Linked DNA regions of Mus musculus: region 1 is linked to region 2. A link is a loop called in an ENCODE intact Hi-C map of the cell type or tissue named here. Cell type or tissue: heart. All regions are shown on one strand. Links, peaks and the distances in the headings refer to the core of each region. The heading gives the core; the rest is flanking DNA.

What was found. Peaks named below come from ENCODE experiments on the same cell type or tissue, not always from the same donor. Only the 100,000 strongest peaks of a DNase experiment are listed, where the experiment ranks them.
Region 1: a loop joins it to region 2, with 5 times the contacts of the local background. A loop is called at or near these places in 2 of 42 quality-filtered maps.

Annotation. Positions count from the first base shown.
Region 1 is chr2:122,701,160-122,704,070 of GRCm38, reverse strand. It overlaps Slc30a4 (solute carrier family 30 (zinc transporter), member 4), which reads left to right and starts at 1,408. Exons shown (of 7, transcript NM_011774.3): 1 at 1,408-2,041. The coding sequence starts at 1,651. It overlaps 4930417H01Rik (a long non-coding RNA gene), which reads right to left and starts at 1,432. Exons shown (of 5, transcript XR_866691.3): 1 at 1,087-1,432. In heart, for the core only: a CTCF peak has its summit at 1,262; a DNase peak (open chromatin) is centred at 1,350; H3K4me3 peaks cover 2,130 bases; H3K27ac peaks cover 1,380 bases.
Region 2 is chr2:122,627,679-122,630,589 of GRCm38, reverse strand. No RefSeq gene overlaps it. Among named protein-coding and RNA genes, the nearest start is that of Spata5l1, 1.5 kb to the left of the region's middle. In heart, for the core only: a CTCF peak has its summit at 1,364 (motif pointing right); a DNase peak (open chromatin) is centred at 1,389; H3K4me3 peaks cover 316 bases; H3K27ac peaks cover 405 bases.

The sequences.
Region 1 (2,911 bases), core at 253-2,752, 73 kb before region 2:
CATCACAGAATTTATGGACAGAGCTTAAAATATGGCTTTGTCGTCTCATCACTTTCTCGAGAATCCAGTGAGACACGAGTGAAAGAACAGAACGCACAAAGGCAGTCCTCCTCAGCACAGCGCGCTGGAAATGTCCCCAAACAACCCATCCTTTTATTTCAACTATTCTTGAAACATTCACATCCCTCCTACCTTGAGGCTGCATTTAAGAGACTCCGATGACACTCCTGAAACATTGTAGGCAGTTAAATGGGACATTAAAAACAACAGAACAATCTACTCCTAAGATATTTGGAGCCGAGGAATGTAATGGCTCGTAAGCTGTCTCCCTTTGGCTATTACCATCGTGTCCTGATTGATGAAATTCTAGGCAATAGCCTTCCCTTCCTGATCTCGGGACCATGGAGGGTCTAATTTGCTTTCATGACTGCAGCTCTGGGGGAAAACTTAGGACTGAGGGATCACTCTGGAATACAGAAGTAGCCAGGGCTTTCTTTTCGCACCGGATTCTAAGGTGTCAACAGAATCGTTAAAATTGCCTCGTGTGATTTTTTTCATTGTATTTTTGTGACCTGAAATTTTGGTAAGATATAAAAACTTTTTAAAATATTGTCTTTGTAAACCCTGGGGAAGTAGGAGCTTGCAGGACACCACAGGCAAGATGCAGGTGTAGCCCCGTGTCTAACTTGCATGAGCCCCTGGATTAGATCCTAAGGATCTCAAAAGGAAAGAAAGGTGGAAGCCAAGGATTTACACTTTAAAATGAATTCTACCAACAGTGTTGCCTTTAATCTTGCTTCTTGAGGACATTTGAGAATGTGATGAAACATAGGGAAAGTAAGCTCACACAATTGTGCCCAAGGAGCGTAGCAGTGAACACAGAAGGAAGACACATATTTGCTGAGAAACAGGAAACTTTAAAGCAAGCCATAGAACTACTGACCATCCTAGTCTTGTCCTAGCCTTTTGACCAAGATAATCGGCAATTTTTTGCCGATTGGGTAGAAGAAAAGCTACCAGGATTCCCACTTGGTAAGAAAGCACTAAAGGACATTTTCCACGGACCATCCATAACCAAGATCGGACCTGAGATTCCCGAGACCCATCTCCAGTGGAGGGAATTCAGAGCAGTGACACCCAGCTCCGGGGGGACCTTCCCGCGGCACACCCGGGGGCTCAGAGCGCACAAGACCTCAGAGCCCGAGAGGCGGGGCCGGGAGGGCGGGGGCAGGGGGCGACGCGCGACCACGCCCCCTCGGCGCGCCCCCAAGCGGCGGCCTGCGTGCCCGCGCCGACCCCTCCCCTCGCGCCTCGCGGGCGCACGCGCCGCCTCGTTCAGGGGCCGGAGGAGGCCGGGCCTGTCAGACCCCGCGGCCGGCCTCCCAGCGGCACGGGGCGGGCGGGTGCAGTGGCTGGGGCTCGGCCTCGGTCCCTGGCCCGGGTCGCAGTAGCGCGAGCTCCGGGCGGGGATGCGCGGCGGCGTCGGCCCGCAGGTAGCCGAGCACCGCCGAGTCCGGAGCTGGCGCGCGGCCGGGGCGCGGCGACAGGAGCGGGGTCTCGTTCTCCTCACGATGGGCAGGGACGCGCCGCGCTGCCCTGAGGAGCCCGAGCGCCGGTGAAGGCGGAGTCGCCGGCCGCCCCTCCGCTGCCATGGCCGGCCCCGGCGCGTGGAAGCGCCTCAAATCCCTGCTGAGGAAAGACGACACGCCGCTGTTCTTAAATGACACCAGCGCCTTCGACTTCTCGGACGAGGTGAGCGACGAGGGGCTTTCGCGCTTTAATAAACTTCGAGTCGTGGTGGCCGACGATGACTCGGAAGCCCCGGAAAGGCCTGTGAACGGGGCGCACCCGGCCCTCCAGGCCGACGATGACTCCTTATTGGACCAGGACTTACCTTTAACCAACAGTCAGCTGAGTTTGAAAATGGACCCCTGTGACAACTGCAGCAAGCGACGCGAGTTGCTGAAGCAGAGGAAGGTGAAGACCAGGCTGACCATCGCTGCCGTCCTCTACTTGCTTTTCATGATCGGAGAGCTTGTAGGTGAGTTGTGTCGCCGACTCGCTTGCCTTTGACTTTGTCCAGCTGTTAGCTACGCCGGAGTTGAGGTGGAAACTTTGTTTTCAGGAAGTTTGCTGAGTATCTAGACTTTCGTGGGTCCATAGGAAAGGGACACGGGATTCCAAAGTGCGGTTCCCGTGAGCGCCCACTGAGAGCTTGCAGGTATATCTTGTAACTCCCATAAACAGTGCCTTTTACTGTAGGGTTTAGGGTGTTATCTTGACTGTATATCATGTAACTTCTCCTTTTACAGATTCTGATAAAATGCCAGGTTTATCTTTCAACGTCTAAAATAATTCTGACATGGATTAGAATCAGAATTTTATAGTACTAAGGGATGTTACTGAACACCATTCTGTTTTCTCACACAGAAGTTCTGAAGGGATTAGATTATGAGGAATCTTATTGGGAAAAGAGAGAGCCATCCACAGTACCAGACTTTCCTCTCTGTCTACATTTTGGTTATTTGATGCTTATTTATGCCGCTTCCTTTTGAGCTTATAGCCAAGGGCTTTACAAAACTCTATACAGCCAACTAATTAAAAGTTCATTATTAAAAGGAGTATCTACAGTTTGCTAGAGGTCTCCCCGGCAGCTGCAGAAGCTAGGGTTTTTTTTTTTCTCCTTTTTTAACTGATTTCAGATAATTTCTCACTCTAAGGTTCTTGCTTTAGACCTTATTTTTACTGTCGCATTAGTTTATAGTCGTCCTTTGATATCCAAGGTGGGTTGCTTCCAGGAGTCCTCTCTAGAACCTGAATCTCAGGTTGCCTCATCCAGTGACGCCTTATGTAAAGATCCCTTACGTAAAGCGAAGCAGTTATTTGCATATAACCTACATATATGTCCTTC
Region 2 (2,911 bases), core at 207-2,706:
TGACGGTCGAAAGGACTTCTGGGAAAGTGAGAAAAGCCTGGCTCTCCATAAACATCAGACGCCCGGTAGTCGGTCCAAGAGCCTCAATGAAAAGGTCTCCGCTGGCATCTGACAGACATACGGCTGCTCCATTAGGCCATAAGAGTTTTCATTTTGTGAAGTAAAAAGATTTCTTAAGGAAAAAAAGAAAACCCAAACTGCTGACAAGGTGTAACGTGCTTACAGATATAAACAAGGTGTAAATAAAATACCCGCCAAATTAATCATGATACTCGCATCTTATGAAAGATCTTTTATCCTCGTTCCAAAGACTTGGAGCGTCTAGAAATGGGAAAGAAGACATTAATAATAAGACATAATAACCATCTTCAATATGTAAAGGGATGTGTGTGAAAGCTAGCGTGCGTGTGGATAGCTGTGGTAAAGAACTGACCAGGAAACGGAAGTTTAATAGGGTGATCTTAAGAGGTTTTTCTCTGCATATTTTGACCATGGTCGCATGAAAGGTACAGCTGAGAGTCATAACTGATGCCCACTGAGGCAATTAGAGTGAACTTAACCTTTCAGATTTCAGCACTGATTTAAAACAGGGGTAGAGGCTAAGTTAGTGGGGATATGGTGTGGAGGACAGTACATGTTTTTTCGTGTTGCATAAAGAGGCTGATCCCGTTCAGGGCCAAACTATAAAGTTCTCTGACCTTGGCCAAGAAATATACAGCATCCCCACTAAAACAGCCACTCCCCTCCTTGTGTCACAAATATCAGGAAGGGATTGTGTTTCTGGGCCCTCAACTCATTCACACATTCTCAGTAAAACTATAGATTATCTTTCCCAGGCAGCCTTAACCCATCCTGCTCCTCTGAGTCAGACCATTTTCATTGTATTGTTTCAGTCATCCATACATCTGAATTCATCATACTTACAATCTTGCAGGAAACCATTCTAAGCTTGCTGTGATGGTTCATACCTATATCACAACATTTGGGAGACTAAATAAGGATTAGAACAATTTATAGTTCTACCTGGGCTACTTAGTGAGGTCTAGGCAAGCCTAAACTACAGAATGGAGAAAGGTATCGAAAGAAAGAAAGAAAGAAAGAAAGAAAGAGAGAGAGAGAGAGAGAGAGAGAGAGAGAGAGAGAGAGAGAAAGAAAGAAAGAAAGAAAGAAAGAAAGAAAGAAAGAAAGAAAGAAAGAAAGAAAGAAAGAAAGAAAGAAAGAAAGAAAGAAAGAAAGAAAGAAAGAAAAAGAAAACCTTGAAAAGAAAAACATAATAACAGTTCTGTGGTCCTTTTGTTGGTTACAGGACTCCAAATTTGGCAATTTTATGAGCACTATTTAAAGCAACAAACGTGTGCACCACTAGAGGGAGTCCAGAACCAACAAATGAAGGCCGAGGGCCCTTGGCGGACCGGACATTTGCAACCGAAGCTTCCGCTAGATTTTCCTCAGGGTTCACACAGTATGTATTTTTTTTTTTTTTTTTTTTAGTATGTATTCTTATAATATTGTCAAGCTATTCTAACAAAGTACCACACGCTATTCAGGTTATAATAAGCAATAGCAAATTATATTTTTCCATTAAAAAATAGTGTGTATGATGAGAGAGAGAGATTATGTAGGTGCACATGAAGTCCAGAGGCATTGGATCCCGTGGAGCTACAGTTATAGATGTTTGTAAATCACTCCATGTGGGTGTTGGGAGCTAAACTCAGTTTCTCGGACTCTTAACTCTTAACTCTCCAGCCCCTTTACAGATTTTATTTATCTCATTTTATGTGTATGTGCTTTGCCTTCATGTACATAATTGCATGACTTGCATTCAGAGCTTTACTTCTTACAGTTTTGGAAGCTTAGAAAACGAAGATGTAGATGCTGGCTGACTCAGGACAAGTGAGGGCTACTTCCTACTTCATGTGCTTTTGCACTCTCTCCTTAGATAGTGGGAGGAAGCATCTAACTCTCACAGGTCACTTTATAATGACATTTTCATGGCTGTTCTTCATTGTCACTTCTGGGAAGAAGGAACTTTAACTGGGAAAAAGGAATCGCCTCAATCAGACTGGCCCATGGGCATCTCTGTGGGGCATTTTCTTGATTGCTAATTGATAGAGGAGGACCCATTCCACTATAGGCAGTGCTGTCCCTAGCAGGTGGGTTTGGACTCTATAAGAGAGGTAGTTAAGCAAGCCAGGAAGCAGCATTCCTCTGTGAGCTCTGCTTCGGGTTCTACCTCTAGGTTCCTGCCTTGAGTTCTTGTCCTGGCTTCCTGTCAGGAGCCATCAAGGAAAGGCTAAGTTTTCTGGAGATATACCACTTTGTATAGCTATGATGGGTAAGCTCTAAATTGCAAGGGCCTTCAGAGATATTTATCCCAGGATTGCTTCATGCTAGTGGTATGCCTTTTCTTGTCAATATTGCATAGCCTAATGATTCCTGGGCATCAGCCTACCCTATTGGGCAAAATTCCTTCAGATCAACATGAAGGTGAACTTTCATGAATTAATGCTGTTTAGATGGATTAATGAGGCTATAGAATTTCTGATTTGATTCAAATAATTTTAGGAAGAAAGTTTTAGGAGATGGTTCTAGTTGTTTTGCCAGAAAGATATAGTAAAGTTAGAATCAAGAATAGAATGTGCTCACTCCTCAGAGAATAGTAAGTAAAGGCTGCATGATAAAAAATACATTGCACTTCCACAATTACACTAAAAAGAGAAATGGGCTTGGGTCAGATTTATGACCAAGGAAAAGCATTCATTCTAGGTCAGGTCCAAGGATGAAGCCACAAGTCTGCACTATAATAGAGTGAGGCCATGGGAAACTGTGGTGTTGAAATAACGAGTTTATAGAATGAAGCACTGCTTTGAACTTAATATGGACATCCTTCTGTAACTCCTCTTTTGTGTAA